7 separate regions of the Homo sapiens genome follow, and regions 1, 2, 3, 4, 6 and 7 are each linked to region 5. The links are chromatin contacts, found by Hi-C or POLR2A ChIA-PET in ENCODE. All regions are on one chromosome and are shown on one strand. Each heading gives the region's core, a stretch centred on a gene start or an enhancer-like site at or near the end of the contact. The rest is flanking DNA. Distances are from core to core; before and after follow the strand shown.

Region 1 (3,279 bases), core at 127-2,626, 930 kb after region 5:
CAGCCTCCCAAGTAGCTGGGACTACAAGTGTGCACCACCATGCTTGGCTAATTTGGCTAATTTAGTTTTTTTATTTTTGTAGAGACAGGGTTCTCTCCATGTTGCCCAGGCTGGTTTCAAACTCCTGAGCTCAAGGGATCTACCTGCCTCAGCCTCCCAAAGGGCTAGGATTATAAGCATGAGCCACCACACCTGGCTATTTTACCAACATTGATCAAGCTCTGGTTGAGCCTTGTACAGGATATTATAGGCTTTAAAAGAAGAAGAAGAAAGACCTGGTATGCTGTACAAAAAACTGCAAACCAGGCACGCAGATATAAGTGTTACAAGAATCCAGAAGAAGCAGCAAGGAGATGGGGCTAGGAGTTTGTAAGCAGGGAACTGTATCTGTAATATGTAAATGAAGTTACTGGGCATCTCTTCAATGGTCAGTGTGAGTGGAATGTGTGGGAAAATGTAGTGGTGAGAGGTGAGATAAAGAGAAGTAGACAGGGACGAAGTCACAGAGAGGACCGTGTTGGGAAGTTTGGACTCTCTATTCTGTAGGTAGATGAAGTATTTAAAAGAAGAGGCCATGATATAGTAATATTTGGTTTAATGTGGTATGGTTGTAGTGTGTGGCGGAAATTTGAGAGGAAGAATTGTCAACTTGCAGGGCAGCAGGGAAGCCATTTGTATTTAGCTAGAAGAACATGGATTGAAGCAATGGATGATGGATTTCAGAGCAATTTGTGAAGTAGAACCAGAATTTTGTCCGTCGAACTTGGGGTGACGAAGCACTATGCCTCAGATAAAGGTACTATCTTCTAGGGAATTCAAACGGACCTAAGCTGCTATTTGGGCAGTTGAGACCAAGAGAGGCATCCTGGTAATAGTGCTGTGCTTCAAGACAAAAGACATTAAAATATTTTTACATTGCAATTGTTTTCCTCTTCAGGAGCGCCTGGTTACCTTTCAGGAATAATTTATTTTCCAACACCCTTGAGAAACATTAAACCTTTTTTCTTTTTTTGATGTGGAAAACTGGAAAACTAGTACTTCCGCCACACTCAAGATGGCTACATCAGAAATAGACTTTTCCATCCACCTGGGTGGCCCCGCCCCCTTATGAAGCTGCTTCCGCCACTCTCTGCGGGTTGGGACGAATTTTACACTTCTTCGCAGCATTCAAGATGGTCCGGCTTCCTCCTACTTTTTATTGGCTGCATCGCTTCGTCTTCAGGGGAAGGCGGGACTTATATTTGATCGACAGCTACATTGATCAATGGACAAAGGGCAAAGGCCAATGAAGCGCTGGAACTGGAGAGTCTCTCGCGTGTCTGGGAGGGTGTTTTGCGCGGGGCGGGGTGGAGCAGAGCCGGAAGCGGGAGGGGAGCGTCAAACAGGAAAAGAAGGGAAGAAGGAAGAAGAGGGTAGAGGAGGAGAGGGAGGAGGAGGAGGGAGGTGGCGGCGCCGTGGCGGAGGAGCAGGAGCAGGAGGGGGATGGAGAGGAGAAGGCTCCTGGGTGGCATGGCGCTCCTGCTCCTCCAGGCGCTGCCCAGCCCCTTGTCAGCCAGGGCTGAACCCCCGCAGGTAAGGGGGAGGGGGCGTCTGGGCCATGTTGGGTCCTGGGGGTCGTCGAGGCCTGGCTGGAGGGGTCTGAAGGAGTGTTGTTGCCAAGAGTTGAGGGGTCCCGAGAGGGGCGTCTATGCCTGGCGTGGACAGGATCTAAAGGGGCGTCGGTATTTAGCTGAGGGACACCTGTGACAGTTTTGGTGTCAAGGAGGTGGCAGAGGCATGATGCCAAGCGAGTGAGGGGCGTTTGAGACGGCAGGTTGGTTAGGTGGGCTGGGGTGACTGTGGCTGGATAGCGGTGCCAAGCTGAGGATGTGGGCCTTATTCGTGTCCCTCTGTGGAGCAGGTGTCCCAGGCAGTAATGCAGTATGTACGTCTGTGTGTGTAGGGGTACACAGGCTATTGAGTTGGCCTGTGAGGGAGGGGATCCTGAGGATATTTCTTTAAGGATGGACTGGGGAAAGTTCCGAGGGCATCTTAGTACGTTTAAAAAAAATTACTATGTTCCTGGGAGAGACTTGGCCCCATTTTAAAATCTGTAAGCCATGGCGCACTTGGTTGGAGGGAGGACTCTCAGAAGGCAGGTGGGATGAAACAGAGTGGAACCCCTCAGGAGGAGGAGCACACTTGAGCTGTAACAAGCTCTTGCTGTTAGGCTGGCTGGCCTGGGAGAGCAAGTCACGGATGCTGATCTGAGCCAGCTCAGGGCTTTTGACCAGAGGGTGGTTCTGATGCCAATATGGGCAGCAAATGGAGCACCCTAGCTTTTCTTGCTGGGTGGCTTGCTCTTTATCCAGGCAGAGAAGCTTGCTTGTGCTGATTCCAGCTCCAGCTGGCATTTCAAAACCCTAATGGGAGCGTTACTCCTGGTGCCAAGTTGGGTGGGGTGCAGTGGGGGCAATCACCCCTCCTTCCTTGCATGTGGCAAAGCTTTATGATTCTTTTTTCTTCACTTTCTGTTCTTTTCCCCGTTTTTTCAGAAAGGCATACACACATAGACGCATAGCGTAGTGGCAAAGTTTATACAACTTAGCGCTTGAACTTGTGTTGTGAACAAGAGCAGAAACTGAGTGCCAGCAAAAATACTTATCTTTTCCCTAGGAGTTTTAGGGCTGCCTTTTCACAAATACATCTTGTTTTGCCCATTATCCTCTATTTTAAAATACTGATTAAAAAATAAGTTGAAATTCACATGACAAAAACCATTTTAAAGTGAACAATTCAGTGGCATTTAGTACACTTACAATGTTGTGCAACTACCACCTCTATCTAGTTCCAAAACATTTTCATCACCCCAATAGAAAACCTCGTCCCTACTAAGCAGTTACTCTCTGTCTCCCTTTTCCCCCAGCCCCTGGCAACCACCCGTCTGCTTTCAGTCTCTATGGATTTATCTATTCTGGATATTTTATATAAACGGGATCCTACAATATGTGGTCTTTGTGCCTGGCTCCTTTCACTTAGCGTAATGTTTATAAGGCCCATCCACATCGTAGCATGTACTAGTACTTCATTCCTGTTCATGACCAAGTAACATTCTGTTATCTGTAAACCACAATTTATTTATGCATTGAAGTGTCTAATTTTTCCTCAGGATATGTTTGTGTATACTAGAAATACCATGTGAAAGGAATGTAGCTCATTTTCTAGCCCAGTGTATTCCCTTTTCGAGGGTTGGGACCCTTCTGTTTTAGCCTTTGTTGGGGTTGTTTTTCCAGTGGAAAT
Region 2 (3,367 bases), core at 467-2,966, 900 kb after region 5:
AAAAGTTAGCCAACTCTCATGCACTTCTCATCCATAATGATGAATCTCAATCTCTGTTGGTTCGGCATGCCCTTTTCATTCCAATTCTAGCTATTTTCTGGGTAAATATTTATGTTTGTACTCATTTGTTGAGAAAAACTTTAACTTTAAAAGGACAGCTCACGTATAAATGATTAAGAAAAAGAAACAGTTGTAAAAATCTGTTTAGCCTGAGGTTAAAAAAAAACTGCAAGTGTAGCAAGTGTGAAATGTGATTGGCAACTTCAGATCAAATAACCCTACTTCTTTAACAATCTGACAATGTAAAATCAATTGAGTTTTTTTTTTCCTTTCTAAATCTACTCACTGGATAATCTGACCAAACATACATCTATTTTTTTTTTTCCTGGGCATCTAGTTTTTTTGTTTTTTTTTTTACTTCTTAAATCAACAGAAATGGCTCAACATTTCTAAAAGTCAAGAAAGGAACTAGGAAGAGAGTTGGAGCAGTGACTATAAGTTTGATGACAGGCTCTTTGCAGCCAACTAACCTGCTTTAAGTGTTCAAAATCAATTTTTCTTTGATAGCTCTAAAATTACTCAATTCCATTTTAACTCCCTCCAACTAACTGTACAGACATTAACAAGAAACAGAGTGTCAACGGTCAGATCTGTCACAACCATAATTTAGAATTTGGGAAAGCTTTAATTGGGACTGACAGAGAAAAGCCTTGCCCCGGATTGAAGTTCGATCTCCATTTTTAACTTCTCGTTCTTTTCAGTTTGGAGAACTCAAGCTAGGATTAAGATCTTTTGGTCCTGGTATGGTCACACGCAAGAGGAGACTGCAAAAGGTTTCGAAGGAAATTCTAGAGACGGAGCAGCTAATATGTCTTCATCAACATGGATTATGTATTGAATGAAAAATCGGTCATCACCAACAATCAGATCCTGCAAAACTCTCAGCAAATAACTAAATAATTCGGGACTGAGGAAGCGCACCCGCCACGCAGACACCAAGACGGCGTAAAATCCACCAGGCATCCCTTCCAAGCGGCACCCCTTTGTGTCGTGGGACTTACTTCCCTACCCCCCAGGGGCCCGCACAGCGCGAGAAGGAGGAGAGCTAGGCTACCATCTCCCCTGCTACCGCCAGGGCGACCTCAGAGCCAATGGGGCCGGCCTTCTCTCCGCTTCTGGCCGGGCTCCAGACGAACCCCACTTTACTGCAAAGCCGCGAGACCGATTGCCCGGGAAGTCTAAGCCTGCTAGCGAAAGCTGCTCTCCGCAGTTCCTGGGATCCGCCCTCACCCCTGTCCCCAGAGTAATGATGGAGCCCGGGCTCCGCACCCGGCCAGCCGCGCACTCTGCCAGCCCCTTCCCCAAGCCTCGGACCCGCTGCAAGCCCCGCCTTCCTCTCCAGGCCCAGGCCTCCCTCCAGGGCCCACCCTCGGGTCTCCCCGCCGACCCCCGAAATCAGTCCACAACCCAGATAGCAGGCTGAGCGACGTCCCATTCCCTCCTTGGCTTTAAGCGCAGTGCTCCGCCCTGGGCCTGGGGACGGGAGGGGGATAACCGGCCGGCTCCAAGGGGGCCCAGGCCCCCACACTCACCATCCTCCCGCCGAGTCCCTCCTCCTCCTCCTCCTCCTGCTGCCTCCCCCGTTACCAGGGGCAACTGCTGCGGCGCCGCCCCCGACGTCCCTCGCACGCACAGCTGAGGAGCTGAGCAGCAATACGGGGCGGGGTGCAGCTCCGCTTTCCCCAGAGTGCGCAAGTGCGCTAAGGCGCCCGCCCACGCAGTGGGCGGGCTACGGGAGCTGCAGAGGCCGCCGCCGGCTCGCCTGGACCAGGGAGTGGAGAAAGCCTGCCCACGTGGCTGGCGGGAGCCTCCCGGCCTGGGATTGGTCGAAAAGGAGGGGCGTGGGGCGGGCGTGGGGGCAGTTCCCCAGCCCAGGTCCTCCTCTCACCCGGGCCAGTTTTCAAGGCGGGCTGTAACTGGTGGCATTTGTCCCGGGACCAGGTAAGGGGCCTTGGGACAATGGCGCTCGCCCTGTCTACCTCCAATCCCCACATCTCGGGTGGGTGCTGAGATTGCTGTCCTGACTGCCCAGGCGGGGCTGCAGCGCGGGCTGGACTTCCACCTGCAGAAGCCACGTGGCGCGAAGTGCGCCCTGGGGCTGCAGATGGGCCCCTCTGCTCTGACCCCCATTGCCTAGGAGTGCCAGGCCGAGCGGCTGGGGCGTTACGAGCTGTCCGGGATGGGGGAGTACCGATGGGGGGAGGCCGTCTGTCGGAGGGCAAGAAGCAGCCTGGGGGCTGGCCCTGAGCCCTGAGGTGAGCTGAAAGCACAGGTGAAAGGCGTTTTGGGGATCGGCCCGGTTTTTGTTTTGACACAGGGTGTCGCTCTGTCGCCCGGGCCGGAGTGCGGTGGCGCGATCTCGGCTCACTGCAGCCTTTGCCTCACAGGCTTAAGCGATTCTCCCGCCTCAGACTCTCGAGTAGCTGGGATTGCAGGCGGGCGCCACCACGCCTGGATAATTTTTTGTATTTTGTTTTTGTAGAGACGGAGTTTCGCCATGTTGCCCAGGCTGGGCTCGAACTCCTGGGGTCAAGCCATCCGCCCGCCTAGGCCTCCCAAAGTGCTGAGACTACAGGTGTTCCAAAGTGGTGAGCCACTGTGCCCAGCCTCTGGCCGGTTTTGCTAAGCTGCTTTGGACAGGACCGCGTACCATCTGTAGTCCTGGAGGAGGCAAAAATGAGCCTGCATTTTTAGCCAAGGAAGAGCAAGTGGGACACTGGGGTGGGTTGGGAAGTGCTACCTCCCATCCCTTTCCCGATGCAGAGGACTATAAGAAGAGTTTACACAAACGTGCTAGGCCCTGTTCTAGACGCTGGAGACACAGCAGTGGACAAAATCAGCCCGTATGGAAATTACATCCTTCCTAATGAAATACATTTCATACCAAATTTCATTTTCACAACCCCTAGAAATTGGTAATTGCGGCCAGGCGCAGTGGCTCATGCCTATAATCCCAGCACTTTGAGAGGTGGAAGGGGAGGAAGGCTTGAGCCCAGGAGTTGGAGACCAGCCCGGGCAACACAGTAGGACCCTGCCTCTACAAAAAAAAATTTTTTTTAATTAGCCAGGTTCCGTGGCGCACTTGTAGTCCTAGCTACTCGGGAGGTTGAGGCTGGAGGATTGCTTGAGCCCAGGAGCTATTATCACATCACTGTACTCCAGCCTGGGTGAAAGAGCAAGACCCTGCCTCAAAAAAAAAAAAAAAAATGAAAACAAAAATCAACATCTGCTGCTTGCATACCTGCTTCAGATCCTTGGAGAGAAAAAGCAGTTCAGAGCCTTGACTAAGGAGGTGATGAATGGAGGT
Region 3 (3,551 bases), core at 352-2,851, 820 kb after region 5:
GGATCGCTCCTCCCCCAGGTTTCACCTATCTGACTCTTTGTGTGCATTCAGGTCCCAGCTCAAATGTCACTTTTTCAGAAAGCCTTTGTGTGAGCCTGTTATTCTCTATCACGTAAATTGTCCTCCGTGTATTTACGTTAAATTTTTTGTACGTTTTTCTGGGAATTCTCAGGGCCTAGAAAAATATTTTGTTAAAGATTTATTGACTGACCATTGACCTTGGCAGATTTCTGCAGTTCTTTAAGCCATGGTTTCCTTATTAATAGAGGAATAAATGCCTATCTTGCTAGGTAGTTTAAAGTGCCAGGGATGAAGTTAAAAGTATTAAGGACATCGGGAAATCTCCCCACACTGAACCTTTGCATTTCCCTGCTCAGTTCCACCGGACTGCTGAGCAGACCGACAAACGCTCCTTTCCCTCTGGGTAAAAAGAGCCACGGGTCTTCACTTCAGGCCCAGGAAGAGGTGGTCCCACTACGCCGTGGCATCATCGCTTTTTTAACAAGCGCGGAAAACCCCCTCCCATCCCAATGTTTAATGTACCGAAGTTTGTGAGAGTCACGTGAGACTCTCGGGTCTGCCCCGCCTTAGGGAGGTGGAGCCTCAGCTTGTGGGCCAATAGCAGGAGCAGCCTCCGGAACAGCCCCAACGCGACAGGGAAAGGGGGAGGAGCCGGGCGCCCGGCCCTGTAACTGTACTTCCGGAAAGCACGCCCCGCCCCTTCCCCCCCACCGCGCCCGTTTCTTTCGCCAGTGCCGGGTGGGCCGAACCGGCGGGTGCCGATTAAAGGCGCCGCCTGCCGCTTTCTCCTCGCCCCCCAGCGCCGCAGCTCTCCGCCCCCTTCCCGAGTAGCGGGACCGGCCTTGATGTAGGGACACCACCCCCCGTCTCCTTCCGCCCCAGCCCGGGAGCTCGGCTCGCTGCAGCCCCTGGCCCTCCCGTTTCCCCACCCTGCCTGCCCCGCTCTGCTCCGAACCCATTGTATACGGCCGGCTGCGGACTCCCAGGCCGGGCCGTGGCGGGGGCCCCGGGACCCCCGAGTGCCCCTCCGGCTGGTCCCGCGGGCCGCGGCATCTCCGCCGCCGCCTTCCTCGCGGCGGCGGCGAGGGCGCCCTTTCCTCCCCGCGCGGGTGACGGGGACGCACCCCCACCCCGGGGCGCCCCTTCGCGGGGGGAGAGCCGGGCCCGAGCAAGTCGAGGCAGGAAAGGGCCGCCACGGACTGCCCGGCCCGCCGATCGTTTTTATTATCGAGATTATTATTAAAAGGGGGCGGGGACCCCAGGACGCGGGGGAGGGGCTGGATACGCAGGTATTTTTATTAAACAGATTATTCCTGAAATAATAATACGCGCAAGATGGCTGAAGGTGGCTGTGATGAGAGTGTTGGGGTTGGGATTTTTTTCTTCCTGTTTTTTCTTTTTTGATCTGAGGATAAAGCTCTGAGGCGACAGCGGCTGCGGAGACCCTGCCCGAAGCGCCCTCCCCTCCCTTGAGAAGCCGCGGGCAGACAGACGGACCTCGGACCGAGCAACGGGTGCGGGCCCGCCCCGGACGCGTCGCCTGGGCAGCAGCCGGGGACCGCGGGCTCTCGCCTTTCTGCCGACTTCTTCCAATTCTCATCTTCTTTTATTTTTTGGACAGGACCGGGGTGGGTGGAGCAGAGGTGGAGAGAAATCGGGACTTGGCATTTTCTCCCTCTCTCTCTCCTAATTTGTTGGAGGCCGCCAGCCCTCCCCTTGGAAAAAAAAAAATCCCACCAAAAAAAAAAAAAAAAGAATCAGGAGCGAGAGGACGCCGCGGGGCCCTCAGCGAGCGCGCCCAGACCCCGGCCGCCGCCGCGGAGCCCAAGATGGCTGGGCGCTGAGGGTGGCGGCTCGGCCTGGCCCCGCCGCCGCAGGCTGGCTCCGACCGCAGCCCCGAGCCTTCCAGGCCCCAGCAGAGGCCGAGAAGAAAAGAAAGTGGGGAGGAGGGGGCCGGGGGGGCGAAGGGGGAGGGCCGGGGGAGGGGAGGGGAGGGCCGGGAGCCGAGCCTCCTGTTCATTAGCAGTTGAGAAAAATTCCTTTCTAGTTTGATCAATCCTTGTTTTCCTCGGCAGAGCCCGGGCGCCCGCCCAGCGCGGAGACGGGCGCGCGGGGTCTCTCCGCGGCGGGGGCGCCGGGCCTCGGGGGAGCGCAGAAGTAGCCGCCCGGGGGTCAGGCCGGAGCGCCGCCGGGGCTTCTCCCTCCCTCCCTCGCCGGTTGCCTTTTTTTCCACTTCTCTCCCTCCCCCTTCCGTTTCTATTTGTGAAGGGAGGAGGAAGGCAGAGGCGGGCTGGTGTCTCTGGCCGGGGACTGGAATTTCATCTGAATGACTGCCCCTGCGCGCACGCAGCGCCCCGGAGTCGGCCCGCCCGCGCCCCGCAGCCCGCGCCCGGCCAGCCAGCCGGGGGACGCCTGCACCGTGGCCCGGGGACCGCCGGCCTGCCCCTCCCGCCCCGTCCGGATCTAGCAGCCCTCGGCGCGGCCGCCCTCGCCTCCTGGCCCCGCAGACCCCGGGCTCCGGCCCCTGCGAGGGAGGTGCGGCGCCGACGAGCCAGGCAGGAGCCGCCGCTGCCGCCGCCGCCGGAAGAAGTGTGCTGCTCCCAAGCTCCGTCTGCCGCGGGGCGCGCCCCAATGTCAGCCGCGGGGACGAGCGCAGGCCGCGGGCCGCCACTGCCCTAGCCGCGCCGACGGGGAGGCGGCCTCTTATATGGAATTTGGACCCCGGCGCTCCCCTCCAAGGCTGGAGTCCCGGCCGCGGCCCTGGCGCAGTCCGCCGCCTCCCGCTAGGCGCTCGGGAGGAGGAGGAGACGCAGCCCGCTGCGCGCGCGGCGTGAGGACCGCGGCTCCCTCCTCCGGGGGGCGGGCACGCGGAAGGCGCTGCTGACTGAGCGACCGTCGGGGCCGGCTGGGGCCGGAGCTCGGGGCTCGGTGGGCCTACAGCGGCTCCGGACGGACCCCCGGGGCTGGGGAGTCGGGGAGGCCTGCCCCGGCCCCCTGCCCGCGGCCGCCATGGCGGAGAATTGGAAGAACTGCTTCGAGGAGGAGCTCATCTGCCCTATCTGCCTGCACGTTTTCGTGGAGCCAGTGCAGCTGCCGTGCAAACACAACTTCTGCCGGGGCTGCATCGGCGAGGCGTGGGCCAAGGACAGCGGCCTCGTACGCTGCCCAGAGTGCAACCAGGCCTACAACCAGAAGCCGGGCCTGGAGAAGAACCTGAAGCTCACCAACATCGTGGAGAAGTTCAATGCCCTGCACGTGGAGAAGCCGCCGGCGGCGCTGCACTGCGTGTTCTGCCGCCGCGGCCCCCCGCTGCCCGCGCAGAAGGTCTGCCTGCGCTGCGAGGCGCCCTGCTGCCAGTCCCACGTGCAGACGCACCTGCAGCAGCCCTCCACCGCCCGCGGGCACCTCCTGGTGGAGGCGGACGACGTGCGGGCCTGGAGCTGCCCGCAGCACAACGCCTACCGCCTCTACCACTGCGAGGCCGAGCAGGTGGCCGTGTGCCAGTACTGCTGCTACTACAGCGGCGCGCA
Region 4 (3,626 bases), core at 990-3,489, 600 kb after region 5:
GCAGAGGTCAGGAGTAGCAACCCTGCCAGGCAGGTTCCGGAAGCTCAACGGGGTCCCAGCGCATACCCGGTGCAGCCCCAACTCAATGCCACCTCAGTACTCACCGCTGCTCGCCCAGAGCTGAGACCGAGGAGAGACAGAGGAGAGGCTGGGCCCAGCTGAGCTGTGAAGGCAGCGCGGCTCCCGTTTGCTCCAGGCCCGCCCGCCTCTCAGTCCCTCCCCCTACCCCCTACGCGCCGCTCAGGCAACGCTAATCCCCCCCACCCCCCGCCCTCTCCCAGGGCCCAGAGCCCCGGAGGCTGCCAGCCCCCCTTGTCGCTAGGTCCCCGCTGGGCTCTCCCGCCAACCTAAGACCCGCCCCAGACAAGGAGGAGGGCGCATGGAACCCCTGGTTCTATTCCCCAGACCCTCACGTGCCCCACCCCACTTGTGTCCACGTCTCTCTCGCCCACCGCCCCTTGAGCCACACGTAAGGCCCGGCTGCACACGCGTGTCCCGCTCCAGACCCCACGCGTGTCCCTAGGAGGCTGCCACATGACCTGTTACATGCCACACGCGCTCCCGCCCCCACGAGCACGCGGCCGCGCCAAGCACACGGTATGGGTGTAGACTGGACCCGCCCCCTAAATCCAGGAGACCATCAACTATGGAAAGGAGATCTAGGGAACACCGTCTTGAACCCGCCAGGGGTTTTGAGTCTCGGACCCAGGAGATCCAACCCTGACCACCCTCCCAGGATGCAGCAGGGGGATGTTAAATCAGACTTCAGGAAGAACTTCCTTGCTGCCTGAGTTAGGTGTCGTCACGCCTGCCCAGGGGTAAGAGGTTAGACGGGATGAACTAGGGACCGGAAGACGTGGGGGACCGGCAACCCTTGTGCCCTTGGCCAGGGTAGAAGGGGGCCCTGCTATTTTAAGAAAGAGCCGCTGGAGTTACTATGGCAACTACTCTCTTTGGGAGGGCCAGGGCGGGCAGATGGTGACCTCGGAAGGAAGAAGGGGTCTGTTCGGGCAGTCAGGGGGCGCGAGGACGTGCGAGGCGGGGGCGCGCGGGGCTCACCGCGGGGAGGGGCGGCGCGGACTCCGCGTGGTGCTGAAGGGGACAGCGCCAGATTTGTCGCACTGCGCAGGCGCAGAGGCGCGAACAAAGAGGGGAGGGGGACGAGGCGCGCGGCCGGAGGTGGTGCGCGCTCACGTGGCTCTATCTTTGCAGGGGTCTGTCCTCCCAGCTACCCCCTCCCTAAGCAGGCTGAGGAAGAAGAGATAGCAAGCCCTCACCTAACTTGACCCCTTTCTTGTCTCTCCCCGCTGCTAGCTTCTCCCTTCTCGCTGCCTTGCGGGGTGGGGAAACGTGGAAGGAATTCTGGGAAAACCAGATGTCTGGGTTCTCTATTCCCGTCTGGCTTGATTCTGGACAAGGGGCTTCCTCTCCAGGGCCTCGGTTTCCCCATCTTTAAAATGGACTGATAGCATAGACCTGCCCACCTTTCAGAGGTGCCCGAAGCCTTGACGAGATAACAGATGAGAAGTGGTTTTCGTTGTGATGAGCCAGCTGAAGCGGTTGCACCGGAGCGCCAGACCGTCAGCGGTGCAGTGGCTCTCGCGTCCTTCACATCCCCCCACACCCATCCCGTGGATGATGGGGGAAGGCACTACTCCTGGGGTTCCCCGAAGCGGATCCTGGGACTGGGACCTGGGGACGCGGTGAGAGGCAGCCCTGAAGCTGAGTCCAGAGGTCTGGGGCGTCATTGTCCCAGGGCGGACCCAGCCCCAGACCCTACAACTAAACCCAAGGCCAGCCGAGAAGCACTACCACTGGCGGGCTGAGCTGAGCTCTCATTCTTCTTAGGACTCTGGACCTTTGGAGGAAATGAAAGGGACCCAGTTGGAAATATAGTCTTTCTTCGCGCCCCCTACATCTCTCTCCCCCGGCGGAAACGCGGCCCAAACTGTTACGAAGTGGAAGAGGCTGGATAGCTCTTCATAATTAATCAGGAATGGGAGGTTTGAGCAGGTTTACTTGATGAGGGAAACATTATAGCCTCGCCAATTCATTCATTATTTCAACAATTACTTATTGAACACCTGCTACGTGGCAGACAGTAAGAGCCTGGATAGTTTCTCCCCGTTTTTCAAAGTCGCTAAACGCGACCAGAGGGCAGAGGAGAGGCCGGTAACCTAAGAGTCCTGGCTCCGCCCCCTCCGCGTTTGGCCTTGCCTGCTCCTCCCACCACCACTTCGCTCAGAGGCGGCTACTGGCTCAAGAGGACGACAGAAGCCAGTCTCTGATGCCCACCGCATTCTCCAGCTTCAGGCCTCAAGCCCTGTAGCCGAGAAGGCGAGGCCTAATGTTACACCACCGGTCTGTTCCGCCTCCGTTTCGGGGTCCACCCGAAAAGCTTTCAGATCGGATCCTCGGTGAGACGGCACTCGATTAAATAGGTCTGTCTCTACAGGCCAAGGAGGCGGGTTTGGTGCGGCCACTCCAAGGCCAAAGCGAGAAAATCTTACTGCGCACGCGCAATAGACAGCCGATGGAGCCACCGATGGAGCCGTCCGGAGGGGAGCAAGAGCCCGGAGCCGTCAGGTACCGAGCACCGGAGGGGCCGAGAGGGAAGAGGAACCTGAGGGAGGGGAGCCGAGCCGGGGCTGGGTCTGGGGGCCGCTCTTGGGAGCTGGGGCGCAGGAACATAACGGAGGCGGACTCGCAGGTAATAGTGGCCCCGGGACGCCAGTGCCAACGCCCCTTTACTCGCAGGTTCCTGGACCTGCCCTGGGAAGACGTGCTGCTCCCACACGTCCTGAACCGGGTCCCGCTGCGCCAGCTGCTCCGGCTGCAGCGCGTTAGCCGGGCCTTCCGGTCGCTGGTGCAGCTTCACCTGGCCGGGCTGCGTCGCTTCGATGCCGCGCAGGTGAGCCGGGGGCTGAAGCCCCGCCCCTGCCTGGGTACCGCCCCGCCTCTAGCCCAGCCCCCAGCCCCGCAGTATGCCCTTCTGGACCCCCTTGGGCCGCCGGGGCTGCCCGGAAGGGATCCACGCACCAAAGGGCAAATACTCGGTAGCGACTCAGAGGGAAAGTGGGGTCTCTCCTGGGAGAGCAGGAGGCTGCCAGAAAAGAACTCAGGTCAGGGGTGCATAGGCGGCTGAGGAGTGCGGGACGGGCTGAGAGTTGGGGTGCCTCCCCGCCCGCAGGTGGGTCCGCAGATCCCGCGGGCCGCATTGGCCCGGCTGCTGCGGGATGCCGAGGGGCTGCAGGAGCTGGCACTGGCGCCGTGTCACGAATGGCTGTCAGACGAGGACCTGGTGCCGGTGCTGGCGCGGAATCCGCAGCTGCGGAGTGTGGCGTTGGGCGGCTGCGGGCAACTGAGTCGCCGGGCGCTTGGGGCTTTGGCCGAGGGCTGCCCACGCCTGCAGCGCCTGTCGCTCGCGCACTGTGACTGGGTGGACGGGCTGGCGCTGCGCGGCCTCGCTGATCGCTGCCCGGCCCTGGAGGAGCTGGATCTCACCGCCTGCCGCCAGCTCAAGGACGAGGCCATCGTGTACCTGGCGCAGAGGCGCGGCGCTGGTCTCCGCAGCCTCTCTCTGGCCGTCAACGCCAACGTGGGGGACGCCGCGGTTCAAGAGTTGG
Region 5 (3,375 bases), core at 705-3,204:
TCCTTAGACTCATTCCAGTCTAGCTCCGAAATTTCCCAGCACTCTCTCATCCCCACTCCAAGATCTTTGATAACAAAAACCAGATTCTTTTTCTAAAATCTCCCTGCACTCAAGCCAATAAATACAACGATATAAGTCACACAATGCAATCATTTTTGATGAATACTATATAGCAGTTTTCCATTCTGTAATCCCCCAAATTCTGCAAGACAGTTAACTTCGCTGAACTCTTTCATGCCTTACTGTAGCAGCAAAGTAGCCTGTTATGGTCTGTACCATAACCACCACCCATTTTTCGAAAGAATACTCTAATTTATATGGTGAAAAAAAACAGAAAAGCTGATGTTCTCAACGTCGAGAGCAATCCTTTTTCCATACCTTTTTGGTTTTTTAAATATATATATTTTTTACCCTTATCCACGCCATTACATACGAGAGAGATATAAAACAGACATCTAGGAAACTCTGAATCGGCCAAAATACTTCAGAAAATTCAAATACATGCTGTAACTGCGGAAAGACTAATAATGTAACCGATTCGTGCCTCTACAGAGCTGCAAGGTGGACTATCTGTCCATTCTCATCCAGAAACTGAAACAAGCATCTGGTAATTTTCCCTCACTACCAAAAAGTCCATCGTTCTTTTCGACTGTAAATGGGAAAAAAGGCGAGAAGGGCATTTTTAAAGCCGCTTCTGCGGTCACTAAATTCCAATTACGCATCTCAGATACTTCGAGAATCTGTGATTAAAGCCAAAGTTTCATCCCTCGAGAGCAAAGTACAGTAGCTGGGAAAGAGGGCAATTTTCTAAGTTGCAAATGAATCTTTGCGGGGGTGGGGGGAAGCAACAAAAATATTCTAAGCCAAGTGGAACTTGAAATACTATAGGCCAAACGTGCTTCTCTTCACTCCAGAAGTACAAGCACGTCAGTGTGGGCCGATTTTCCACAAAGGGTGGTGACAGAAGCACTACACATATTTTTTCACTGGAACCAGACAACCCTAGGGAATAAGATCCCAAGGTACAAAGAAGTAGAACTCAGAGGCTAACAGAACACCAGGCTCTTAACCACCGCCTCCTTAGGAGGTGGCCTGGCTCCAAGCCCAAGACGGGTGGGGTCAGACTTGTGAGTGGCCAGGGGGGAATTCGACGCCGTCTTAAGACGTGCAAGGAGATTCGCCCAACATCTCGTCTCTCCCCTCGCTTTAGGAGGGCCACATTTCAGACCCAGAGGCTTTCCGGCCTTTTAGAGTCTCCAAAATCCCCGCCACCACCCTCCTCCCGAGGACAGAACGTGTTAGTGCCAAAACGGGGAGGGAAGGAGGGCGCTCACCTTCCACCACACCGCAGAGGAACCGCCGAGCCCCTCCTGCAGCCCCGGCCACCGCCGCTCCCCCAGCCCCGGCGGGGTTGTCTTCTCCGGGTGCCGGAGCTGCCGGCGGCTCCAGCGATGCCCCCGCAGAGGCGGCAGGGTTGGAGCTGAGCTCGCTCTCCCGCTCCTCCAACGTCGCTTGACTCTCCTTCTGCACCATCCTCCTGCCCCCGGCCGCTGCCACCTCTGCGGGTCCTCCTCGACCTCTGTCCGTTGGGGCACCGGCCCGGAGCCCTGGAGAGGGCTTCAGCTCCAAGTGTGCGCCCCTCCGGCTCCTTCCCCTCCCCCTCTGCCCTTCCCCCTCCCTCTCCGCAGGGACCCGAATGCCCGGATGAGAAGGGCGGCGGCACCGGCGCGAGCCCTTTGTCAGCCGCAGCCTCGGCTTTAAGCTGGGGCGCCAGAAGCCTAAGCGGAGAGCGAGGCTGTGACCTCTCGTTCCCTGGAAGAAGACGGCCAAGGGTCCTGTCCTCGTTCTCTGCCTCTGCTGCCCTCCCGATAATCTTAGGTCTTCCGCTGTTTCCCCTCCAAGCCCCGAGCTCTCCCTCTGCTGCTGCCTCCACCGCCCGCTTCCTGTTTATCCGCACTGCGCTTGCGCTGCAGACCGGCTCAGACCGGTCCCCTCCGCCCGGCTCCCCCGCCTTCTTTGGGGCTAGCCTATTAAGCTTCTTTAGGTAGGGGGAAATAGAACAGGAGACGCGAAAAGCAGAAGGTAATGAAGGCAGTGGAATGTACCATTTCTGCTTGCCACCCTCCGAAACAAGCCTGGCACCCTGGGACGGACGGACCATTACCCGCCCCGAAGGAGGGGAGTATGGGAGGAGGCTGCCGCCGGTTGGGGCAATAGGGAGAAGGGGGGAAGGTGAAAAGGAGAGGTGTTTATTCTCTCAGTGCGCAGGCGCGGAGCCGCGGCCTCTCGTTCTTAAAGAGATAGGAAAGAACTGACCTACTTTCTATGGAGATTCTTGTAATAGGTGGGCTCATTACATCTGCCTAACCCAGGCTTGGTTCGGTAAAGACACCATTCCAAGGAGCTCAGCTCACCCCTCTGCCTTGAATCATTTTCCCCTAATCCCATTTAAAATGTAATCATTCGTTCATTCCTTCATTCAGTAGACATCTATAGAGCTTGCCTCGTGCTGGGCTCTAGAACACTATGAGCTCACAGTACGGTGGTGGAGACAAGCCACCACACACGCAGTTCCCACAAGGTGTCCCCAAGAACTTCGGAGCTCAGAACAGGTGATACTCACTCCTCCTTTGGGGAGAGGCCGTGGGCATGGCTTCACTTTTCAGCTGGATTATAAAGGATGTGAAGTTAGCCTGACTGAGCAGAAGGGGAGGGAAGACAGCACTCCAGGAAAGTGGAACGAACAACAGAGTCCAAAGGTAGGGAGGCATGAAAAGCCTGCCTTGTTTGGGAATGGGGAGCGCGCGGTGTGTGCAGTGGGGCATGAGATCCCTTCGGCCTCGGCATGGGCATCGCTTCCTTGGGAAGCCTTCCCTGAGCCCTAGATGGGTTTGGGTCTCCTTGCTGTATGTTCTCAGAGCTCTCTTGTAGACCTACCCTAATGCACTTTACATTTATGATGCTTGAGAAATCTATCTCAACCTGTGAGGTATAAACATGAAATGATGATTAAGACTTAGTAATGTCCATCTTACACTTCAGTCTGATATTTACCTTCTTTAGCCGTAGCCCAACTTGTAGTTTCAGGGACTTTCATGGTCCCTCTTCTTTTCAGTCCTGGATTGTTGAGATGGGGGTTAGGAGCAAACTTTTTTTTTTTTTTTGAGACAGAGTTTCACTCTGTCGCCCAGGCTGGAGCGCAGGAGCGCAGTGGCGCAATCTCGGCTCACTGCAGCCTTCACCTCCTGGGCTCAGGCTATTCTCCTGCCTCAACCTCTCGAGTAGCTGAGACTACAGGCACCCGCCACCACACCCGGCTAATTTTGTGTTTTTAATAGAGACGGGGTTTCGCCACGTTGACTAGGCTAGTCTTGA
Region 6 (3,551 bases), core at 1,052-3,551, 790 kb before region 5:
TGCCCCACCCTGCTCCAGTGGCCTAGGGAGGGGAAGAGAGATGCCCTGCTGGGTCAGAGGGGGAGGAGCAGGGCCTGAACAGTCCAGTCTGGGATCCAGCCAGGGGAGCTCTGCTGGCTAAGAAAGAGGAGAGGAGCTGGAGATATTTATCTGGTCCTGCTCACAGAAAGCTCAGACTCAGGGGGCCTGGCTCCGCACCTGGCATTCTAGGTCCTGTCTTGCTCATCAGCTGTTAGTCACCTCACATCTGTCACTACAGCCAGGCTGGCTCCTAAGTGCCCACCTACCATGCTCCATGCTTTTCACTTCCAGCCTTTGTTGGTGACAGCTCACCCCTGCCACCAGCTGTTCTTATTGCTCTGTCCTGCTACACTGTAGATTCCTGGAAGGTGAAGAGGGAGCCTGATTTCTCTCTAGGTCCCTTGTAACACCTCCCCAGGGCTGGTATAGAATTGTGCTCCATGAAGCGGCATTAAGCAACTACATAAGCTTAGGTCTCCCCTTCCCTGATGGAGCTCCCTCTCCACCCTCAACCCTCCTCTTCTGAACATTTGCTGTGCTGCCTTCATTCCCCTCCTTCAGCACGGAAGCCCTGAATTCTGTCTACCCGCTTGGGCACTGACTCCTCGCAGCCCAGCACAGAGCTTGTCACACAATGGACTGGTTGATGGAGGATGTCCTTCTTTATCCTGCCCCATCCCCCAGAAGTACACACAATGGATCTGGAGAAGGGCAGAGCCCATGGGAGAGAGGCCAGTTCAATCCCCTGCCTTGTCCACCAGGGGCTAGCATACCACACGCATGCCTGTCCCTGCTGCCATGGCCTTCTTTCCCTCCTCTGACCCTTCTACGACCCTGGACCCCTGCAGGATTGGCCTGGAGGAGAGGCCAAGGGCAGGTGAGGAAGAGTGTATGGGTTCCCAGGCGGCCTGCCACCTCCCTGTGACTCCCATCTCTTGAATTCCCCCAATCATACTGGCTCTGCCTCCTCCTGCTGAGTTCCCATTGTCCCCTACCCCCACCCTCCCCAACCCAGGCCAGTGGCTGGGTCCCGCCCCTACCTTCGATGGGGGAGTTGATGAGGATGACGCGTCCCATGGGCGATGAGGCTCGGATTCCGCGGGGGGGCCCGTTCAGCAGCCGTTGTTGCTTCCTTAGCAGGTATCGCGTTGCGGTGGAGCCTGAGTCGCTGCCTAGGTGGCCTCGGGAGGAGAGGGAGCTCAGAGAGCCGGAGCTCAGGTCTCCTAGGCCCAGTGGGTCGAAGCCCACTGCGAAACCCTGCGCCATGGCGGCTGGGCTAGGGCGGCACCCTACAGGTCCAGAAGGAATCTGCTAGCTCTGGAGAGGCCAGCCCTGCGTGCTTCGAGCTCCATGAGCCTCTGTGCGGGGCTGGGGTCTCAGTAACGTGAAGGCCCTCGCTTGCGATGCCTCTCAGAAGTGTGAGCTCCAGGCCTGGGCAGGGAGAGCAGGGATGAGGGAGGGGTGTAAATGTTTCCCCTGCTGCCCCCTAAAACTTCCACCCCTCCCCCTGGTTTAAGCATCCTGCCCTCCCATGCCTTAGGCCCCCCTCCTGTCTCACCCTAGGCCAGAGAACTGCCCCGTCCAGGCACCATCTTGGACTCTCGCTGACTTTATACAAGGCAGGTGGGAACCTTTCACCCCTCATTCCTGCTCGGGGCTGAGTCATCTACTCCCGTCCCCAGTCCTCAGTAGAGGTTGAGAGTGGAGTTGGGATTACTGCGGGCCCTGGGGCTTAGAGAGGTGTGAGACAAAAGAGAGGTCAGGACAGCTCATGGCATCACCTCTCTCATGCATATGCGGGCATGGAGGTGGCCCGGGGTGGGGCGGGGGCTGCGTGGGGCGGGCTGGGCCTCGAGGATAGGGCTTCAGGACCTTAGACAGCTGAGGCCCAGGAAGACCCCCAGACACCCGCGGGCTCCAGGCTGCGGCTCCGGGTCTAAAGAGGCTGCATGAACCTCTCCCAAGCTTTGGGGAGGATCTGCTGGAGAGGGGTCCCACGACATCCCGCGCAAAACCCAGGGCCAGTTCCCTCAGAGAAGCTCTGGGACCTAGAATGAAGCACCCCAACATCAACTCGGCCCTCCAGGCCCCCCACCCCTTTGTGCCTGGTCGGCCTCACCTGGTCGCTGGTGTGGCGCCGCCAGCCTTGTCAAACCACCCGCAGGCGAGAGCTACTGCCGCAGCCGGCAAACCCCACCCACGCTGCGCGGAGGCTGCGGGAATTGGGCTGGCCTGCACCGCCCCGGGCTCCCATTGGCTGGTAGGGCCGCCAGTCATTCTATTCCGGCACCTCCCTTAGGCGCCAGGGACAGCCGAGCGTTACCTGGTCCCGGGCAGCGGAGTTCTTTACCCACCCCAGTTCTGGTTCTGACGCCCTAGCTCATTCCGCAAATTTAGGGCTTGGGTCTGGCTTGTTCCCCTCCGGCTCGAACCACCTCTTCTCTGAGCCGAGCCAGCTACCGGGGCTCCTGGAATTGCCACCCCTCCCTGGGCACCCTTGAGGCCTCCGTGGAGGGACGTCACGGGGCAGAGCGGGACGTGAGCCTGAGTTTGCTGCAGGCGTGCTCTGTGTGGTGGCTGGGTGAGTTGTGAGTATGTGCGTGGCGGAGGGGGTGCCTTCTTCACTTGCATCCTCCTCCTCTGTCAGAAGGCGTCTCTGGCTACCCAGTTCTGGAATGGTCGCAGGGTGGGGCAGCTGGTCCCAGGACCGGAAGAATCCTAAGAATCCTTCTGATGCACTTGCTCGGATGCAGACCGCGAGGTTCCTGGGGTCGTCTGCCCCTCCACATCTCAGGGGTGGGGCTACGGTCTGGGGTGCAGGGCTAGGGGTTGGGAGCGTAAGGAGACCAGGGACACAGTGGAGCTAGGGGTTACAGAGGGGGAGCAGGGAGAGGGCTGGGGACATAGAAGAGGCACAGGCACGACAGGAACGGGGCTGTGAAGTGATGCGAATGCCGCGCTGCTACAAGAGGAGCTTGTGGATACTGGGGTAGGAGCCCAGGGGGACAAGCAAGCCAAAGGCCATTGCCAAGGCAGCCATCAAGTAAACAAGCCAGGCGGTAACCCGAGTCCCTCCCGGCGCGCCAGCAGAGGACCGCCCCTCCACACCGCCCACCTGCGCCCGGGGCTTTCTCTCTGGGCACCTAGACCGCTTGCTGCAGGGCTGGGGGTCTGCTGAGGCCCGCCAGGGGACTGTAAACCAAGGGAGCAGCGCCCGCGGCTCCAGCCCCTCCTCCCTTTGGCTGGGGAGGGGGCCAGAACTGATCCCCGAGGTGGGATTGGCTCTGGGAAGCAGCTTAGGGCCTGGTCCAGGTGGCCCAGGCTGGGGGCATCGCCTCGAATGACACCCACCGCCCTCAGGTTCTGCCAATCCCCGTGCCCACCGGGTGGGCGCGGCCGGGAAGCTCCTGCCCCTCCCTGCTGGTCGGCGTCACGCGTGACGTCCCGCGTGATGGCTGGGAGGGCCCGGCGGCGACAGCGGAGGCAGAGAGGAAGGCGGTTCTGAGAGCTTCAGAGAGCGATGGAAAGCG
Region 7 (3,391 bases), core at 96-2,595, 630 kb after region 5:
ATATGATCAGTAATGAGATTCGTAGCGCTTAAAAGACAAAAGCAAACCACTGATCAGGAGAAACACCTTTTCCAAGGGCTGAGGTTTGAGACAACTTCTCCAAGAAGCTCACAAATACAGCAGTGCCCAATCAGCTGGCCTACAGCTTCAATAACTCACCTGTGTATACCCAGGTAACTATTGGTCAGTTACAAATGGAAGTTCAGTAAAAGAAATTTCTACAGCTGGGCCTCAAATCTGGCTAGATCCTAGTTAAAATTGGCTATGTGGCCTAACATTCCAGAAAACTCCTAGAATATTGCAAACCTCAGCCTATTAAGAATTAACGATTATTAGCAAGAATTGGGAGACAAGAAGATACATTCATCTTTTTTTTTTTTTTTTTTTTTTGAGACGGAGTCTCGCTCTGTCGCCCAGGCTGGAGTGCAGTGGGGCCATCTCGGCTCACTGCAAACTCCGCCTCCCGGGTTCACGCCATTCTCCTGCCTCAGCCTCCCGAGTAGCTGGGACTACAGGCGCCCACCACCTCGCCCGGCTAATTCTTTGTATTTTTAGTAGAGACGGGGTTTCACCGTGTTATCCAGGATGGTCTGGATCTCCTGACCTCGTGATCCGCCCACCTTGGCCTCCCAAAGTGCTGGGATTACAGGCATGAGCCACCGCGCCGGGCGGAGACATTCATCTTAACTTCCAATTAGGCCGGGCCGAGACATTCATCTTAACTTCCAATTAGGCTGGGTTACTTTTACGCCTCTTTTACTGATGAAGAAACTGAGAGTCAGAAAGCCTTAAGTTACACAGGTAGAAAATGTCAGAGCCAGCCCTAAACTCAGGTCTCAGACATCCCTCTCCTAGTGAAGCCTTCCACACTTCAAAAATAGAGCTTATGCCCTCAGCATCTCGGAGGGTGGTGGGCCAAAGGACCAAGGAGAGTTAGAAGGTGCTGGCCTGCACACTTGGAGGGAGATGGTGAAGAGGGCAGCTGGGCCCAGCGATCAGACACATGCTTTCTCCAGAGGGCCAGTTCAACTTCACGCCCCTCCACCCTACCTTCCTGTACCCCAGGGTGGGCGGTAAGACTCCCATTAAACAGATAAACAGATGGAGAAACACCACCCCAAAACATAACAATGATCTCGCAGTGTATACTTGACTTCGCTCATTTATTTATTGTTTTTTTTTTTGTTTGTTTTTGTTTTTGAGACAGGGTTTCAGTCACCCAGGCTGGAGTGCAGTGGTGCGTTCGCGGCTCCTTGCAGCCCCGCCCTCTCGGGCTCAGGTGATCCTCCCATCTCCGCCTCCCGAGTAGGTGGGACTACAGTAGTGTATCAGCACACCCGGCTATTTTTTTTTTTTTTTTTTTTTGTAGAGACAGGGTTTCGCCATGTTGCCTAGGCTGGTCTCCAACCTGGTCTCCTGGGCTCAAGCGATCCGCCCGCCTCGGCCTCCCACAGTGCTGGGATTCCAGGCGTGAGCTACCGCGCCCGGCCTATTTACTTTTCTTACTAAGCTGGGGATCACCGTCGCCCTCGGCTTGGCAGGAAGGCGGGGGTAGGGGAGCGGTGGGAAAGGGGGGTGGGCGACGACTCTGATAGAGGGAAAAGAGGAAGGGAAAGTTGGGGCTTACTGCAGGGCAAGCTCCTTAGGAGAAGGTGGGGAGGAGGAAGGAGGGAGGTCCAGGCCCTTCTTCCATCCCACGTCCTCCACTTCCCAAGGTGCAAGAAGAAAAGAGGTACAGAACACCCAGAGGTGCCCTCGATTCCGTCTTGCACTTGCCCTTCTCCCACCGTCCAGCAATAAAGCGAGAGAAACAAGTGCAGGAAACTGGCCGGCAGTCATGGGAGAAGCCAAAAAGACAGGTGAGCAGCGCGTCCGCCTCCCGCGCACAGGTGAGGGCTCACTTCTGCCTGTCGGCGGCGGCACACACAGGAAAGAGCCAAGCGCGTGCACGCGGGCCCGCCCCTAGGCCTTGCGGCGGCTTCAGCTCAGGCCCTTGCTCTTCCTGGGGCGGCCGCGCTCCGCGGCTTCCCGGGCTGGGCTGCTGTCGCCGCTGTCGGGCCGGCGCCGCACGCGCCACTCCACGCGGTGGTCGGGCTCGAGCACGCGCGGCGTCGCCTGCAGCAGGAACTGGCCGCGGCGCTGGGTGACGCGCACGTCGGCGCGGGGGTAGGTGCCGTACGCGCGCCGCAGCTCCCGGCGCACGAAGTCCGGTAGCTGCAGAGGGGGGCCCCGCGCGCGCTCCACGCGGCCCCAGCGCAGCTCGGTTTGCAGGCTCCCGCCCTCCGGCCACGGCGCCCAGCTCTCGGCCACCGCCGCGGGCGCCTGCAGCGACAGTCCCGAGATGCCGGCGGCGGCGCAGGGCCGGCGCAGGGTCGTGGCGTAGGCCGGAGGGCAGGCCCACCAGGGCGGCGCGGCCTCGGGTGGCGCGGCGGGGCCGTAGAAGCGGTGGTATTCCCGTGGGGCCGCCCACTCGCCCGCATGCAGGCTCCCGGGCCGGCTGCGGAAGCTGTGGGCCTGGACTGGGGGTAGCAGCAGAGGGGCGGCCAGGTAGGTGCAGGTGAGCAGCTGCGGCGGCGGCGGCCAGACGCCCTGTTTGGGCGGCGGCCAGCTGTACACATACATGGTCGGCCCCCCAGGCGGCTGCTGTTCTTACTGGGGGCTCCTGCGGATCCAGACCTGCGGCGGAGGAAGGGATATGTAGACAGACTTTCTACTTAACCGCCTCCTGTCCCTGTGGGCCGGTTCCCCGGGACGCCGGTTCATGGCTTTGGGGGAATTCATCCCAAATCGAACATTCAGCTCCCCGCCTAGCCTCTTGTCCCAAGGTCGGGCAGAGCCTCAGGCTCCCAGCAGACAATAAGGAGCCTTTTCAAGCCCTCCGCCGGGATGCTCTTCCCAGTGACTCCCCACTCACTTGTCTCCTTCAGCCTTGGGGAGCCGGCGGGATCCAGAGCGGGGCTCCTCTCCGCACTTTGTAGCTGCGTTGCTCCGCTCCATGCCCTGCCTCAGCCACTCCTCCTGGTTACCAGGCAAAAGGAAACACCTTGAGCTGGCCAGGAGCTACCAGCGTCTGTCTACACCTGGGTGAGCCGTACTGGTCGTAGTGGCCCCACCCTACAAGGATGCCCTTCCTACAGTATTACTGATGGCTGTCTAATCCGGTTAGCTCCCAGTCACTACACCCCAGCCTCCCAGCGCCTGCAGGTGGATTGGGTTATCCTCACATTTGAGTGAAACTCCTGCACACCAGACACTGAATCGAGTTGTCTGGGAGCATCTAACTGCAAGTTATGTCGATCCGAGGAAGGGGGGTACTGATATTACCCCTGCTTTCCATAGCAAAAAGCTGCTTGCCTCACAGTTGGTGTCCAGTGTATTCAGTGACTGGAGC

Evidence for each region. Hi-C counts contacts between places; a loop is a spot of excess contacts on that map. ChIA-PET counts read pairs that join two places held with the same protein, here RNA polymerase II (POLR2A). Pooled maps may share reads with other maps.
Region 1: a map of CD4-positive, alpha-beta T cell shows a loop between it and region 5 (3-fold over the local background). The contact joins the promoter of WBP1L here to the promoter of OGA in region 5. A Hi-C loop is called at or near these places in 2 of 168 maps with a recorded cell type or tissue (CD4-positive, alpha-beta T cell and naive thymus-derived CD4-positive, alpha-beta T cell) and 6 of 50 pooled maps. POLR2A ChIA-PET finds 5 or more read pairs at or near these places in 2 of 52 experiments (CD4-positive, alpha-beta memory T cell and GM12878).
Region 2: a loop to region 5 is called in a map of B cell, with 10 times the contacts of the local background. The contact joins the promoter of ARL3 here to the promoter of OGA in region 5. A Hi-C loop is called at or near these places in 1 of 168 maps with a recorded cell type or tissue (B cell), 2 of 37 single-sample maps with no recorded cell type and 8 of 50 pooled maps. POLR2A ChIA-PET finds 5 or more read pairs at or near these places in 7 of 52 experiments (CD4-positive, alpha-beta T cell, MCF 10A, OCI-LY7 and 4 more).
Region 3: a map of B cell shows a loop between it and region 5 (15-fold over the local background). The contact joins the promoter of TRIM8-DT here to the promoter of OGA in region 5. A Hi-C loop is called at or near these places in 8 of 168 maps with a recorded cell type or tissue (B cell, CD4-positive, alpha-beta memory T cell, CD8-positive, alpha-beta T cell and 3 more), 12 of 37 single-sample maps with no recorded cell type and 18 of 50 pooled maps. POLR2A ChIA-PET finds 5 or more read pairs at or near these places in 7 of 52 experiments (CD4-positive, alpha-beta T cell, CD4-positive, alpha-beta memory T cell, H1 and 4 more).
Region 4: a pooled map shows a loop between it and region 5 (14-fold over the local background). The contact joins the promoter of FBXL15 here to the promoter of OGA in region 5. A Hi-C loop is called at or near these places in 1 of 168 maps with a recorded cell type or tissue (naive thymus-derived CD4-positive, alpha-beta T cell), 1 of 37 single-sample maps with no recorded cell type and 11 of 50 pooled maps. POLR2A ChIA-PET finds 5 or more read pairs at or near these places in 6 of 52 experiments (CD4-positive, alpha-beta T cell, WTC11, activated CD4-positive, alpha-beta memory T cell and 2 more).
Region 6: a pooled map shows a loop between it and region 5 (9-fold over the local background). The contact joins the promoter of SFXN3 here to the promoter of OGA in region 5. A Hi-C loop is called at or near these places in 7 of 50 pooled maps. POLR2A ChIA-PET finds 5 or more read pairs at or near these places in 3 of 52 experiments (CD4-positive, alpha-beta memory T cell, MCF 10A and activated T-cell).
Region 7: a pooled map shows a loop between it and region 5 (9-fold over the local background). The contact joins the promoter of C10orf95-AS1 here to the promoter of OGA in region 5. A Hi-C loop is called at or near these places in 8 of 50 pooled maps. POLR2A ChIA-PET finds 5 or more read pairs at or near these places in 7 of 52 experiments (B cell, CD4-positive, alpha-beta T cell, CD8-positive, alpha-beta T cell and 4 more).

Annotation. Positions count from the first base shown.
Region 1 is chr10:102,742,572-102,745,850 of GRCh38, forward strand. WBP1L (WW domain binding protein 1 like) reads left to right here and starts at 1,377. Exons shown (of 4, transcript NM_001083913.2): 1 at 1,377-1,572. The coding sequence starts at 1,483. It overlaps SFXN2 (sideroflexin 2), which reads left to right. Exons shown (of 12, transcript NM_178858.6): 12 at 1-921. RefSeq lists enhancers at 1,024-1,073, 2,014-2,243 and a silencer at 1,354-1,513.
Region 2 is chr10:102,712,681-102,716,047 of GRCh38, forward strand. It overlaps ARL3 (ARF like GTPase 3), which reads right to left and starts at 1,717. Exons shown (of 6, transcript NM_004311.4): 1 at 1,593-1,717. The coding sequence starts at 1,595. SFXN2 (sideroflexin 2) reads left to right here and starts at 1,956. Exons shown (of 12, transcript NM_178858.6): 1 at 1,956-2,001. RefSeq lists silencers at 1,377-1,476, 1,517-1,566, 1,634-2,028, 1,847-1,996 and enhancers at 1,782-2,358, 2,359-2,934.
Region 3 is chr10:102,641,588-102,645,138 of GRCh38, forward strand. It overlaps TRIM8-DT (TRIM8 divergent transcript), which reads right to left and starts at 1,602. Exons shown (of 1, transcript NR_186489.1): 1 at 1,205-1,602. TRIM8 (tripartite motif containing 8) reads left to right here and starts at 2,892. Exons shown (of 6, transcript NM_030912.3): 1 at 2,892-3,551. The coding sequence starts at 3,031. RefSeq lists silencers at 1-159, 592-1,221, 1,552-1,611, 1,882-1,981, 2,062-3,041 and enhancers at 1,530-2,284, 2,285-3,040, 3,142-3,271.
Region 4 is chr10:102,418,597-102,422,222 of GRCh38, forward strand. FBXL15 (F-box and leucine rich repeat protein 15) reads left to right here and starts at 2,240. Exons shown (of 4, transcript NM_024326.4): 1 at 2,240-2,586; 2 at 2,758-2,911; 3 at 3,191-3,626. The coding sequence starts at 2,534. PSD (pleckstrin and Sec7 domain containing) reads right to left here and starts at 189. Exons shown (of 17, transcript NM_002779.5): 1 at 105-189. RefSeq lists enhancers at 2,158-2,627, 3,538-3,626 and a silencer at 2,868-3,037.
Region 5 is chr10:101,816,490-101,819,864 of GRCh38, forward strand. It overlaps OGA (O-GlcNAcase), which reads right to left and starts at 1,955. Exons shown (of 16, transcript NM_012215.5): 1 at 1,335-1,955. The coding sequence starts at 1,533. It overlaps KCNIP2-AS1 (KCNIP2 antisense RNA 1), which reads left to right and starts at 2,579. Exons shown (of 3, transcript NR_045118.1): 1 at 2,579-2,759. RefSeq lists enhancers at 1,488-2,063, 1,865-1,984 and silencers at 1,515-1,574, 1,655-1,714.
Region 6 is chr10:101,028,933-101,032,483 of GRCh38, forward strand. SFXN3 (sideroflexin 3) reads left to right here and starts at 2,302. Exons shown (of 12, transcript NM_030971.6): 1 at 2,302-2,602; 2 at 3,382-3,550. It overlaps PDZD7 (PDZ domain containing 7), which reads right to left and starts at 2,197. Exons shown (of 17, transcript NM_001195263.2): 1 at 2,141-2,197; 2 at 1,062-1,452. The coding sequence starts at 1,287. RefSeq lists an enhancer at 2,615-2,824.
Region 7 is chr10:102,448,472-102,451,862 of GRCh38, forward strand. It overlaps C10orf95-AS1 (C10orf95 antisense RNA 1), which reads left to right and starts at 1,346. Exons shown (of 3, transcript NR_038938.1): 1 at 1,346-1,551; 2 at 1,716-1,859. It overlaps C10orf95 (chromosome 10 open reading frame 95), which reads right to left and starts at 3,072. Exons shown (of 2, transcript NM_001363580.1): 1 at 2,915-3,072; 2 at 1,366-2,676. The coding sequence starts at 2,622. The coding sequence ends at 1,981. RefSeq lists silencers at 1,907-1,986, 2,027-2,516 and an enhancer at 3,039-3,391.